2 separate regions of the Homo sapiens genome follow, and region 2 is linked to region 1. A link is an interaction called in ENCODE POLR2A ChIA-PET data of the cell type or tissue named here. Cell type or tissue: K562. All regions are shown on one strand. Each heading gives the region's core, and the rest is flanking DNA. Links, peaks and the distances in the headings are about the cores only.

Region 1 (7,461 bases), core at 966-5,965:
TTTTTGAGGTAGGGTCTCACTCTATTGCCCAGGCTGGAGTGCAGTGGTGCAATTTTGGCTCACTGCAACCTCCGCCTCCCAGGTTCAAGCGATTCTCGTGCCTCAGCCTCCTGAGTTGCTGGGACTACAGGCATAGGCCACCACACCCGGATAATTTTTTGTATTTTTAGTAGAGATCTTGTTTCACCACGTTACCCAGGCTGGTCTCGAACTCCTGAGCTCAGGCAATCTGTCCACCTCGGCCTCTCAAAGTGCTAGGATTACAGGCATGAGCCACTGCGCCTGGCCTGATTTCTAATTAAGAACAAAGTTCTGGAGCCGGGCATGGTGGCTCATGCCTGTAATCCCAGCAGTTTGGGAGGCCAAGGCGGGTGGATCACGAGGTCAAGAGATCAAGACCATCCCGGCCAACATGGTGAAACCCTGTCTCTACTAAAAATACAAAAGTTAGCTGGGCGTGGTGGCACGCGCCTGTAGTCCCAGCTACTCGGGGAGTCTGAGGCAGGAGAGTCCCTTGAATCCAGGAGGTGGAGGTTGCAGTGAGCCGAGATCGCACCACTGCACTCCAGCCTGGTGACAGAGCAAGATTCCGTCTCCAAAAAAAAAAAAAACAACAAAGTTCCAGCCAGGCACAGTGGCTCACACCAGTAATCCCAGCACTTTGGGAGGCCAAGATGAGCACATCACTTGAGCTCAGGAGTTCGAGACCAGCCTGGCCAACATGGGAAACCCTATCTCTACAAAAAATACAAAAATTAGCCAGGCGCCTGTAATCCCAGCTACTCAGGAGGCGGAGGCAGGAGAATTGCTTGAACCCAGGAGGTGGAGGTTGCAGTGAGCCAAGATTGCGCCACTGCACTCCAGCCTGGGTGACAGTCAGACTCTGTCTCAAAAAAAAAAAAAAAAAAAAAGTTCCTCCAAAGTTGTGGAGAAAGAATTAATTTAGCCCTGTGGTCCAGGAGGAGCCATTAGGACTTACAGAGGTCACCATTTCCCAGTTGTCTGTACTTGTGGGTAAGCATACTAGAAACCTGGAATAAACTGAGACCTTCAGATATGCTTTGGGAGGAAATGTCAACCAAGTCTGTATTTTTTTTTTAAATGTTCAGAAATGTGGTGGTCTTGTCCTTTGATGTAGTAAAAGCACTCCTTGAAATTTAACCAAAAATAATAATTCAAAAGAAGAATCCAGGCTACACTCATGAGGACATTTATTGACGCATCTTCCTAATAGCAAAAAAACTAGAAAACATAATCACCAGACTTTGCCACAGGGGATCATATGTAGCCTTTGGAAAGGAAAAAATTTCCAAGTCCTTTTCATTTGAGTCTGTCATAATACGATGATTATTTTTCTAATTTCTAATTTTCTTTAATGTTACAACATTTTCACTAACAAATGAGGGTAAATTCCTTTCAAATGGAAGAAGTTTTCCATTAGCATCAACAAATTTATTAAGCACCCACTATTGTGCAGAATGCTTTTTTTTTTTTTTTTTTTACAGAAAAGTGCATTTTAAAACAATTTAAGCTTCAAGTTTGTCCAAGTGGTCTGTATTATCTAAATCATTCTTCCCAAGGGCCTCCAAATTACAAAGAAAGTCATGAAAAGTTAAAGATTACAGTCAGTATATGAGCTTTAAGGCTATACTAAGGTAAAGCTAGTAACATCTACTATTTTAGTAATTTTTGAATAGAAGGTACTTGCATGTGGTACAAAATTCAAGGGCTGGGAGCAGTGGCTCATGCCTGTAAACCTTGGACTTTGGGAGCTGAAGGCAAGAGGATCGCTTGAGCCCAGGAGTTTGTGGCCAGCCTAGGCAACATAGCGAGACCGTCTCAAAAATAAAATAAAATAAAATAAAATACAAAAGGTACAAACAGTTATACAGCAGAAAATGTCTCCCTGACACCCTGGCCCTCGGCCACCCAGCTCCCCAACTTGTATCATTCCAGAGATATTCTGTATCACTATCAGTCTGTTGTCTGTTCTGGTTGCTATAACCAAATACCGTAAAAAGGGTAATTTTTTTTTTTTTTTTTTTTTTTGAGACGGAGTCTCGCTCTGTCGCCCAGGCTGGAGTGCAGTGGCGCAATCTTGGCTCACTGCAAGCTCCGCCTCCTGGGTTCACGCTATTCTCCTGCCTCAGCCTCCTGAGTAGCTGGGACTACAGGCGCCTGCCACCACACCCGGCTAATTTTTTATATTTTTCATTGAGACCGGGTTTCACCGTGTTAGCCAGGATGGTCTTGATCTCCTGACCTTGTGATCTGCCCGCCTCGGCCTCCCAGAGTGCTGGGATTACAGGTGTAAGCCACCGCGCCTGGCCAAAATGGGTAATTTATAAATAGAAATTTATTGCTCATAGTTCTGGAGGCTGGAAACTCCAAGATCCAGGTGCCAGCAGATTCAGTATCTGAGTGAGGGCCCATTCTTCACAGACGGCACTTTCTATGTGTCCTCACATGGCAGAATGAGCAAGGACACTCCCTTCAAACTCTTTTAAAAGGGCACTAATCCCATTCATGAGGGCTGAGCCCTCATGACTTAATTACTTCCCAAAAGGCTCCACCTCTTAATACTATCACACTGGGTGTTAGGTTCCAACATCTGAATTTTGGGGGAATGCCAACATTCAGACCATAGCAACCTCCAACAGGCTTTGATGACGTGGTGTCTTGAGACGCTGAGCTAGGGAGCATGGTGGGCTCACCAGCACTGTAATACTACCATTATCCCCAACTTACAATCCCCAAGTGAGAGACCTGCAGGAGATCTGCTTGTGGCCTGAGTGAACAAGTAGCTTGCCAAAAGTCTCATGGCCGATAAGAGATACGAAGTCCATCATACTCTCAGAAACACTCCCCTCAACACACACACACACACACACACACATTCTACCCTAAACAAGGGTGACTTCATGTCATTGTTCTCTCTCCCTGGAACATACCTCCATAAACCATCACTAGCCCTTTGCCTGGCTAATATAAAGTTTAGAATCAGCATTCTTCTATCTACAAAAAAACCTTGCTAGGATTTTGGGATCGTATTAAACCTATAGATCATTTGTGGAGAACTAATATTTTAACTATATTGAGTTTTCCAATCCTAATGAACACAGAATGCCTGTCTACTTATTTTGGTCATCTTTGATTTCTTACTTCAGTGTTTTGTAGTTTTCAGTGAGCAGATTCTATACATGTTTTGTGAGATTTATATCTAAGAATTTCATTCTTTTGAGTGCTGTTATAACTGATATTGGTTTTTTTGTTTTAATTTCCAATGATTTATTGCTAGGATATAAAAATACTATTGGTTATCGTGTGTTGACCTTATATCCTGTAACCTTGCTAACTCACTTATTAGTTCTAGGAGGTTTTTTATAGATTCCCATGTGATTATCTACCTAATCATGCCATATGCGAATAGGGACAGTTTTATTTATTTCTGATCTGTACGTCTCCTATTAATTTTTTTGCAACGGCTAGGACTTCCAGTATGATCTTGAATATGAGTGGTAACAGTAAACATCATTGCCTGTTTCCCATCATGGGGGAAAGCATTCATTCTTTCCCCACTGTAACATTATATATTACAGTATAATGTTAGCTGTAGATTTTTTGTAGATGCCCTTTTTCAGGTTGAAGAAGTTCCTTTCTCTTCCAAGTTTGCTGACAGCATTTATTATGGAAAAGTACTGAATTTTGTCAAAAGTTTTTTTTTTCTGCATCAAATGATAGAATCATGTGGCTTTGGGTTTTGTTTTGTTTTTGAGAAACGGTCTCACTCTGTTGCCCAGGCTGGAGTGTAGTGGCACGATCGCGGCTCACCGCAGCCTTGACCTCCTGGGCTCAAGCAATTCTCCCACCTTAGCCTACAGCTGGGACTACAGGCATGCACAACCATGTCATGCTAATTTTTGTATTTTTTGTAGAGAAGGGGATTCACCATGTTGCCCAGGCTGGTCTTGAACTCCTGGGCTCAAGCAATCCACCTGCCTCGGCCTCCCAAAGTGCTGGGACTACAGACATAAGCCACTGTGCCTGGCCTGTTATTTTAAGTTATTAATATGGTGTACACCTATAACATTTACTTTCAAAAACTGCACCAACCTTTTTGTTCCTGGGATAAATCAAATTGGTTTGGTGTATTATTCTTTCTCCATTATGCTGGGTTTTATTTTCTATATGGTATTTTGTTGAGGATTTCTGTGTCTGTGTTCATATAAGGAATATTGGTCTGTAGTATCATTTTCTTGAACTGTCTTTGTGTGGTTTTGTAAAACACATGTACGCTCTACATTTAACAACTTCTTTTGAGATCGTGGATTATAATTTCACTATTTTTAATCATCAAAAAAACTTAAGAGTAATTATAACTTTGCTTTTCTGCCAGAATTTATTTGACTCCAAGTCCTTGATCAGGAAGACAACTCCTAAAGATAACAATCTTCCTAAAGGAAAATGGGACTGTTTTACAAGGAGCCACAGAATGGTGGATCTGAGAATCCAACATAGAGAAACCCACTGCTTCATCTACCATTATGCGCTTGTATATGCATGACTTCAGGGATAAATGGGAGCCAGAAGTACAAAGGAATCTTCAGTAGTAAACAAAACGCAGAACCCTTCACGGTTTGACCAGGGTCATTGTGTGTCTGCCTGGTCATTTGACCAGCTCTTACGAATCAGGAACCCAGCTGAACCTCAGTTGAACCAGCCCCTCCAACAGAACTGAGGGGATTTGGGGCTGATAAGCTCAGTGCTATGTCTACAGCCAGTCATTTCTCAAAGTTGCAGCTTTGTAAATGTAGCTATATTTGTGTTGCATATGATTTCTATAATGTATTACTGCCCCACCCCTGCACATCCTCCAGAGAACAGTAACCAGCCAGGGATTGTGCTGACTGGCTTGAGATTTAAAAAACTAACAAGGTTTCCACCAAATAAAAGAGATGCCATTACCCACCCCTGAAGTGCAAATACTCACATTTGTTTTTGAGTTACGTAAGAAAGCAACTATCAAACATTAACCTCTTAATTCTTACAATTCCTAAAATGGTCAATTAGTCATTACTACCCATACTGTACAACTGAGGAACCCAGATTCGATGAGATTAAGAGACATCAAAATCAGCTGAGCTAAAATTTGCATTTAAACATTTCCAGGCCAGGCGCAGTGGCTCACACCTGTAATCCCAGCACTTTGGGAGACCAAAACAGCAGGATTGCTTGAGCTCAGGAGTTCGAGATTAGCCTCTAGTTTGAGGCAACATAGCAAGACCTCGTCTCTACAAAAATAAAAAAAAAAATAGCAGGGCATAGTGGCACATGCCTGTAGTCCTGGCTATTCAGGAGGCTGAGGCAGGAGGCTCCCTTGAGCCCAGAAGTTCGAGGTTACAGTGAGCTATGATCATGCCACTGCATTCCAGCCTGCAGTGACAGAACAAAAATCTGTCTTAAAAAAAAAATTCCTATTACCCATCTTTTGTTATTAAAAAGTCCTATACAAATACATTGTCAGAAAGTCATCTAGGCATGGGAAGGGCTCAAGAAAGGGATGTGGATCAGGTGCGGTGGCTCACGCCTGTAATCCCAGTTTGCGACCAACCTGGGCAACACAGTCTCATTAGACTGTCTTTATTCATTTAAAAAAAAAATTCACACAAGGAGGAAGAAGATAATTTAAATCAGTTGTTTAACCACACTAGACATTCTCCCCAACTAAGAGATACGTACAGGTTTCATTTTGAAAAGATATAGGCGGAGGTAAGTGACTCATGCCTGTAATCTCAGCACTTTGGGAAGCCGAAGAGGAAGGATTGCTTGAGCTCACGAGTTTGAAACCAACCTGGGCAACACAGGGAGACCCTATCTCTACAAAAAATTTAAAAATTAGCTAGGCATAGTGGCATACACCTGTAGTCCCAGCTAGTTGGAGGGCTGAGGTGGAAGGATCACCTGAGCCCAGGAGGTCGAGGCTGCAGTAACCTATGATTGTACCACTGCACTCCAGCCTGGGCACAGAGCAGGACCTTGTCTCAAAAAGAAAAAGAAAAGATAAAATCTATGCAACTGCACCGTTTAATTTTTTCATAATGTTTCAGATTAGCTTTAGTATCCAATCACATTCCATTAAAAATACCAATTTAACTTAAATCATAAGGAATTAAACTATCTTTAATTCAAACACATAATTATGTTTTTGGTGATATTTTCACACAGTTTCTTTAGAGACAGGCATTGTTAGCACTATGACAGCTAACATTTATTGCACATCAGTTAGATACCTAATACGGTAGGTACTAACTTACACATATTATTTCATTTTCTTAATCCTTTGAGGGAGGTATTGGCAGTCTCATTTTACCGAAAAATCTCAGCTTTAAGGTTGACTATTTATCGAAAGCTGGTTGCTAGCACCTGTGTGAGGTTTTGTTGTTTTTTTTTTTGAGATGGAGTCTTGCTCTGTCACTCAGGCTGGAATGCAAGGGCACAATCTCAGCTCACTGCAACCTCTGCCTCCCAGGTTCAAGCGCTTCTCCTGCCTCAGCCTCTGGAGTATCTGGGATTACAGGCACTCGCTATATGCCTGGCTAATTTTTTGTATTTTTGTAGAGATGTGGTTTCACCATGGTGGCCAGGCTAGTCTTGAACTCCTGACCTCAAGTGATCCAGCCACCTCGGACTCCCAAAGTGCTGGCATTACAGGCGTGAGCCCGGCCTGTTGCAAGGTTAACACTGAAAGGATATAGAAAGGTAAGTCTCAAACTTTAATGTACACGTGGATCACCTGGGGAATCTTGTTTAAATGCAGATGACTCAGAAGTTCTGGGGTAAGGCCACTGATTCTGCATTTCTAACAAGCCCTTAGGTGATGGCAATGCTGCTGGCCTAAGGCCAAACTTGGAATAGCAAGGATCTACAGGTTGCAATAGGCCACAAAAAACACCACCAAAAAGTCTACAGCCCAACGCAGGGGCTCACGCCTGTAACCCCAACACTTTGGGAGACCAAGATGGGCAGATCACTTGAGGTCAGGAGTTCAAGACCAGCCTGGCCAACATGGGGAAACCCCATCTCTACTAAAAAATAGAAAACTTAGCCGGGCGTGCTAGTGGGCGCCTGTAATCCCAGCTACCTGGGAGGCTGAGGCAGGAGAATCACTTGAACCTGGGAGGTGGAGGCTGCAGTGAGCCAAGATCTTGCCACTGCACTGCAGCCTGGGTGACAGAGCAAGACTCCATCTCAAAAAAAAAAAAAAATCTAAAAAAACTAAATTTATGGCCAGTCGCAGTAGCTCACGCCTATAATCCCAGCACTTTGGGAGACTGAGGCGGGTGGATCACCTAACGTCAGAAGTTTGAGACCAGCCTAGCCAACATGACGAAACCCCGTCTCCACTAAAAATACAAAAATTAGCCAGGCATGGTGGCAGGCGCCAGTAATCCCAGCTACTCG
Region 2 (7,461 bases), core at 1,688-6,687, 170 kb before region 1:
AGGCCAGGGTTCTTCTCCATGAGAGACCAGAAGTCCCGAATTCTGTCTGCCCTCAGGGAGAAAGCTGAACTCCCATGGGGAAGGAACTGCCAAGGGCAAGTGCCTCACCCACTGCCCCCAAGGGTTGGGGCCCAGCCAAGCACATCCTCAAGGGACCCAGGAGAGAGACAAGAGAGGGAGGTGGGAGGGGTGCATCTCACCTATCAAATCAACAGACACGTCCATGTTCCTCAAGATCCAGTCAAACCATTCCGACAGAACTACATAGTCCACTTCTGGCATCTTCCCACTGCAATGAGAGTTGTAAGGGCTTATTCACCTAAGAGAAAACTTCTGGGCTATGCAATTCCCCCAAAAGGATCTTGAGACGGCTCTCAATGAAAGGAGTCACCAAGGGTACCAGGGCACAGTGTGATCCGTGCAATACTGGACATGCAGTGACAAGGACCCTAAGCATTCCCGACCTCCTGCTGCCTGGGAGCGGCTTATGGCACAATGCTGCAAGGGCCATGGCACGGAGTGATGGGAGAATTCACTTGGGATTGGAACTCTAAGCAGAGAAAGGGACTTTAAAGCTTGTACCCTGAGAACAGAGACAGTGCTCAGGTTAGGCAATGAATCAGCAAACCAATTTCACTTCTAGAAATTTATTTTGTGGACCAGGGTGGTGGCTTATGCCTGTAATCCCAGCACTTTGGGAGGGTGAGGTGGGAGGATCACTTGAGGCCAGAAGTTCAAGATCTGCCTGGGCAACATGGAAAGACCCCCATCTCTACAAAAACTACAAAAAAATTAACTAGGGGTGGTGGCGCATGCCTATGGTCCTAGCTACTCGGGAAACTGAGGCAGGTGGATCACTTGAGCCCAGGGGTTTAAGGCTGTAGTGGGTCATGATCATGCCACTGCACTCCAGCCTGGGCAACAGAGTGAGACCCCTGACTCAAACAAAACAAAAAAATTTATTTTGTGAAAATAATCATGATGCTCACCGCGGCACTGTTTAAACCAATAAAAAACTAAATCTTGGTAAATCTATATAACAGAAAATTCACGCAGTAACTGAAGGATGATATTGTAAAATAATATTTAATGGCATGGAAAAATTTCAAATCTAATGTTCAGTGAAAGCAACAGGATCTAAAACTGTGTATATCCCAACCACATTTCCAAAAGTATTCACCAATGCATCTTGGAAAGGTGGGAAAGAAAAATATCAAAATGTAAAAAGTGCTTTTCTCAAGCTGCAGGACTACATGAGACTTTTCTTTTTTTCTTTATACCTTTTTGTATTTTCCAAATTTTAACAACACATTACTTCTCAAATCAGCAGTGGGAGTTGGGGAGCATTACTACATATTTTAGTTTTTATTTATTTTTTTTTTTTATTTTTTGAGACGTAGTGTCGCTCTGTCGCCCAGGCTGGAGTGCAGTAGTGTGATCTTGGCTCACTGCAAGCTCCGCCCCCCAGGTTCACGCCATTCTCCTGCCTCAGCCTCCCGAGTAGCTGGGACTACAGGCACCCGCCACCACGCCGGGCTAATTTTTTGTATTTTTAGTAGAGACAGGGTTTCACCGTGTTAGCCAGGATGGTCTATTTTTTATTTTTTTAAGACAGAGTTTCACTCTGTCGCCCAGGCTGGAGTGCAGTGGCGTGATCTCAGCTCACAGCAATCTCCGCCTCCTAGGTTCAAGCGATTCTCCTGCCTCAGCCTCCTGAGTAGCTGGGACTACAGGTGTGCGCCACCATGCCTGGCTAATTTTTGTATTTTTAGTAGACACGGGGTTTCACTATGTTGGCCAGGCTGGTCTCGAACTCCTGACCTCAAATGATCCACCCGCCTCGGCCTCCCAAAGTGCTGGGATTACAGGCATGAGCCACTGCGCCCGGCCTACTACACATTTTAAATGTTAACTTTAAAAGAAAGAAAAAAAGGCAAGAAAGTGGGAAGGAAGAACGAGCCAGGGTGAAGGAGAAATCTGGCATCTATTCCTGGTATTCCTGTGGGTTTCCTGTGCCCTGGGAGGAAATGAACAGGAAAGAGAGAGCAGGAATGGACACAGCTGGAGGGCACAAGCCCATCAGCAGGCAGACAACCCTCACAGGCCTAGCAGAGGAATTCTCCCTTTAACATCCTCCATTCCACTAGTGGCTCCATGTGGGTCCCGCTCAGAGCTGGGTTCGGCAAGACTGGCCATGGGGGAGTGGCCGTACCTGAGCCATGTGCAATGGGAGGCTCTCAGTGGGGAGGGGGCAGGGAGGGGCTGACTCCAGTCCCACGAGGGGATGAGCATGGAAGGAAGTAAGAGGCTGGAAGAGTGAGGCAGGCACTCTGGGAGGCCAAGGGCACAAGTAGCCCTGTCTTGGGGCCCTAACAGCAAGGCATGGCACCAACTGGAGAGGGACATTCTCCCCTAGTCTCTGAGACCACCCCCATGTCCTCAGAAGAGAAGAGTATTTGACAGAGGAGCGGGAGAGTGGACGGAGAACAGCAGCGGGGCCTGAGCAGACTGCAGCACAGAGGCCAGGGCAGACCAACCTGTGGGACGGCCAGGACTCCCAGAAAACCTGGAGAAGCTGCGTGGGAGGCTGGAGGAGTGGGAAGGAAATCCTACAGCATTGCAGAGGGGACTCCCAGGCAACAAAACTCAGGCACTACAAGTTCAGGTGACAACTTTGTGTCCACAGGCTGCCTCCCTGCCTCCTCTCCGCTTACCTCCTTAAAAGTAGCCCATTCTTTATTCAGGGTCCATCCACAGACCCAAGGGCTTCAGGGAAACCTCACCCCACCCCAAGCTTCCAAGCTTTAGGGTAGGCACAATCGGTCTAAAGGAAGTCGTCTCCCCTAGTTCCAGCAATGCGTTCAGGAAGCCAAGCTAAGTCAATCAGTGCAGGGCCTCCCCCAGCCAGGGGCCCAATTTGGATTAGGCAGGCGTGAGGGAGGTTTGCAGGGACTTACAGAAAAGATACTTCCGCACGCTTAGGGAAGAGCCACTAGCAAGACACCTGCCCTTACTCCAACCAGCGAGTGAGAAGCCCAATGCTGCCACGACTACATTGTCACCCTGAGAGAACTGCATGAGGACACGAACAGGATGCACAGTAGCAAAATGTAGAGAAACCAGGCCAGAGGCACCAAATAAGCCATCTGTTGGGAGTTGATGACACCTCATTGTTCAGGCTACCCTGAGTTGGGTTTCAGTTAGTTCAGCTCCGAATATTTGATGTTCAAGAAACCAAACCACTATCTCTTATTTTCCTTTTCTGGAAAAAGAAGACTGAGAACAAAATTGACTCTAAGAAAATGAGGATGTGCAATGAGGAAGCTGCTGATTAGCTTCTCGCCTACTCCAGCAAACTCATGGCTTGAGGGCACAGAAGAGGTGGCACCAAAGGGGTGGGGCCAGTTAGCAGCAACTGGGGAGAAGCTGAGCTGCCCATGGGACAGTCTCCCAAGTGTCCAAGGCTGGACTAGCCACCGGAGTACCTCATGCGTCTGCACAGCTCGAGGGAGACTCTGTCCAATCCCAGAGCTGGGAGGGTGCCCACAGATATGATCATGGAACTGAACCACAGCTCAGAACAAATGAAGCAGTGTTAACTAAAACCAAACCAACCACCACTGCAAAACAGTCACAGTACACGGGGGTCTGCACATGGAGACATGGGGAGGGGGTCACACCTGTGGGGGACTCTGGGACTGACAGACTCCGGTGGCTCTGCCCCTGCCACAGCTCCCCTGGGAATCGGCTCCAGGTAGTCACAGGGGCCTCCCACTCCCACCCCCATCACAGCCAAACAAAAGGCTTCCCCCACAGGGTTGGTGCAGACTGAGGGGCAGCCTCTCCCTTCCCAATGCTCTTGGAAGGGGTCCTTGGTCGGGTGGCCTCCCATGGGCAGGGTCAGTAGGCCAGACCTATTGAAAACCCTTCCATGACTAGAACCATGTGCCAGAAGAGGCTGGGGGATCCAGGAGGACTGAATGACCAGTGTCTGAGCTGAGTGAGGAAACAGAAGCCTGATCTCCATGACTCCGAGGGACATGGGGCACAGTGGGCGCTGCTCTAACTGTATTTCCTCCTAGGAACTCTGCCCAGCTCCTCCTGTGTCTGTCTCAAGCATGGGGCTCCCCACACCACCGACAAGACAAGCCACTGCCTTTATTTCTACAGAATGCACGGAGAGCAATACCAAGCAAATCCAAGCTTGGCAAATCCAAGCACACAACTCAACAGTGGGCATGGGGGTCTCACCCTTGCCCTGACCCCAAGGGGGCAAAACCAAGGTCTTGATCCACATGAATCCTGCTGTTACATCAGTACAATTTCTTGCATCCTTCCCTGAGGCCAAGAGAGCCCCCCAGTCTGTGCGGAATGGAATGGAAGAGCTCCCTTGTATACGTTATTTCCTTTTGTTTTCACAAGACCTTGTGAGGCTGGCTTCAGTCCCAGTTTATAGAAGAAACCTGAGGATCAGAGAAGTGAAGGCCAACTCTGTCTGAGCAGGGGTCCAAGCCTGGCTCTCCCTACCCCCAAACCCAAATGCTCTCCATTGCACCACCCGCCCACCCCAGTCTGTCAGCTGACTCGGATCAAGTCCAGTGTCTCTCTAGCCTGAGCTCCAGGAAGGCCACAGCTCTTAGGCGCATGACCCACACCAGGAGGTTTCAGTCTAGACAGGAGCTGGGAAGAACTTAAGCCCCTGGGCCAATCAGCAGGGGAGGAGGCCCAGCCTGTGGTTCCAAACACCAGGTCTTACTCAGTGTCCCCAACCACAAGCCACAGGTGAGTCAGCATGCCACTTCCCGAGCTGGGTCCCACTCCACGCCCTCACTTCTGTTCTTAGAAAAGGACGACCAGGCAATCTTGTAAAACCTTTGCTTCCCATTACTCGGCCCACACAGTCACCTGTGTGGCCTCTTTAGCTACATGAATCTTGCTCACCACCTTCAGCTTTTCATGCCAGCCAGCTGCCTGCCCCTTACACGTTCCTGTCTTTGGCCAGACGCAATGGCTAACGCCTGTAATCCCAGCACTTTGGCAGGCTGAGGCAGGCAGATCACCTGAGGTCGGGAGTTCGAGACTAGCCTGACCACCATGGAGAAACCCCATCTATACTAAAAATACAAAATTAGCCGGGCGTTGTGGCACATGACTAATCCCAGCTACTCGGGAGGCTGAGGCAGGAGAATCGCTTGAACCCGGGAGGTGGAGGCTGCAGTGAGCCGAGATTGCACCACTGCACTCCAGCCTGGGCAATAACAGCAAAACTCCGTCTCAAAAAAAAGAAAAAGAAGTTCCCGTCTTTAAGGATACTGTGTAACTGGAATCTTCCTCTCCAGCAATTAACACAGCCCTCTCGAATCCCTGGTGGCATAACTGCAGTTACATTCTGCACACCCCAACCTCGCCAGGGTAGACAGTGCCAGAAGAGGTGGGTCTTTTCCCTGGCGAGCTCTTCATTTGTTCACAGCCCAAAGAGCAAGAACACCCTTCAAGAAATTTTACTTCGAGGAGATGCAGGATTCCAATATGTGGGCTTTTCTGGGGACCTGAGCCTGCCATATAGCCTTCTGTCTAGGCCCCCACAGATCCTGAACCAAGGTTGCAAGAGCTTCTGAGAGGGAGAAAAAGATCAACCCAAGCACTGAAGGGGCAATGGTAATGTGCCCTCCCACCTTGTGAAGGGCTCCCCATCATGGCATTTTGGGAAGCCTTTTCCTAGAGCATCCCAGGAAATGAGGAAACACGAGCTCCCAGGCAGGAGCTGACGCCCCACATGCCACCGTGTGGTTCCCAGTACCTGGCTGAACTCCCTGCAGGTGGGAACCAAGACACCTTATTCTAGGTATGGGCAAAGGACCCAGCCAAAGTCAGTTCTATGCTACATTTTGCATAGGTAGTGACAATGACAGTAATCTGCATTTTGAAGGAGCCGAAACCTCTAAAAACATCTACTTTGGCCAGGCATGGTGGCTCACGCCTATAATCCCAACACTTTGGGAGGCTGAGGCAGGCAGATCACTTGAGGTCAGGAGTTCGAGACCGGCCTGGCCAACATGGTAAAACCCTGTCTCTACTAAAAATACAAAAATGAGCCAGGCGTGGTGGTGGGCGCCTGTAATCCCAGCTACTCGGGAGGCTGAGGCAGGAGAATTGCTTGAATCTGGGAAGCAGAGGTTGCAGTGAGCTGAGATCGCCTGAGTGATCCAGCCTGAGCAACAGAGCAAGATTCTGTCTCAAAATCAAAAAAACAAAAAACAAAAAACAAAAAAACCCCACATCTACTTTCTCAGTAATACTTCGTTGTGGATGACCGCTCCATCGAGGGCAGCTGGAGTTGTCCGGAGAGTGGCCAAGCTCTAGTCTTCCTTCCCTTTATCCCTTCTGTGGCTCTGGCTAAAAATACTTTTTACTTTGCCCTATGGCTGCCTGATTCTTGGCCTAGGAATAAGTCCAGAAACCTTAAAAACAAAGATAACACAACACAGCCCCCAGCAACCCAAATATGAAGCAACAAATGTGAAATTAAGAAACCACAGGCCAGGTGCAGGAAACAGGAAATCCTGCACTGCGCAGAACTTTTCACCATGGTCCCAAAGACAACCCTCAGGCCGAGGCTCTTGTTCTTATGACCCCCAAAGGTCCAGTGAAGCCCCAAGGAAGCCCACCTTACCGTCAGAACTCCAGGGGAAAAGGGTCGTGGCATTGGGATGGAGGGCGCCCTGTGGACCACCTGGCTACCAGCTTTTTTTATTTTTATTTTTTGAGACAAAGTCCCACTGTGTCACTTGGGCTGGAGTGCAGTGGTATGCTCATAGCTCACTGCAGCCCTGACCTCCTGGGCTCAAGTAATCCTCCTGCCTCAGCCTCCTAAGTAGCTGGGACTACAGATGTGCACCACCAGGCCCAGCTAATTTTTTAAATTTTTTGTAGAGATGGGAGTCTTACTTTGTTGCCCAGGCTGGTCTCGAACTCCTGGCTTCAAGTGATCCTTCCCCTTCTGCCTCCCAAAGTGCTGGGATTACAAGTATAAGCCACTACACCCGGCCCTGCCACCTTCTTCTGAGGCCCGTATTCCTCAAAGTGTGATCCCCGACCAGTAGGAGTATGGTCCCACCTGGGCACCTGCTAGAAATGTGGCCTCTCAGGCCCCACCTCAGTGCTACTGAAGTGGAATCTGCCTGTAAACAAGATGCACAGGTGGTTGTGGGAGAAGCTTAGGGTAAAGCCTGTCTGGAAAGAGGCAGAGTCTCCCCCTTGGGCTAGTACCTCAGGATTCTCAGCTTTGGGGAACCCAGTGGGCCCTGAAGCCTTTGGCCTTGATGAGAGAAATCTAGATGCCTCCTGCCACTTCCTCATTTGCTGCTTGCCCCCACACAGCAGGGTTCGGAACACCTTCCCCTCCTGTGGTTAGTTCCTGCCCGATCAGGAAGGAGCACTGGCTTTGTAATCCTTTCTCAG

The links. ChIA-PET counts read pairs that join two places held together with the same protein. Peaks named below come from ENCODE experiments on the same cell type or tissue, not always from the same donor. Only the 100,000 strongest peaks of a DNase experiment are listed, where the experiment ranks them.
Region 2: POLR2A ChIA-PET joins it to region 1 with 6 read pairs; 4 of 35 experiments call an interaction of 5 or more read pairs at or near these places.

The regions. Positions count from the first base shown.
Region 1 is chr16:66,685,657-66,693,117 of GRCh38, forward strand. The region is part of intron 1 of CMTM4 (CKLF like MARVEL transmembrane domain containing 4); the gene reads right to left. Among named protein-coding and RNA genes, the nearest start is that of CMTM4, 7.4 kb to the right of the region's middle. RefSeq lists enhancers at 5,992-6,671, 6,672-7,351, 7,352-7,461. In K562, for the core only: no CTCF peak of the experiment used is centred there; a DNase peak (open chromatin) is centred at 2,845.
Region 2 is chr16:66,517,589-66,525,049 of GRCh38, forward strand. It overlaps TK2 (thymidine kinase 2), which reads right to left. Exons shown (of 10, transcript NM_004614.5): 7 at 201-289. Among named protein-coding and RNA genes, the nearest start is that of TK2, 29 kb to the right of the region's middle. RefSeq lists enhancers at 2,440-2,940, 4,845-4,914, 6,314-6,423, 6,644-6,773. In K562, for the core only: no CTCF peak of the experiment used is centred there; a DNase peak (open chromatin) is centred at 4,713.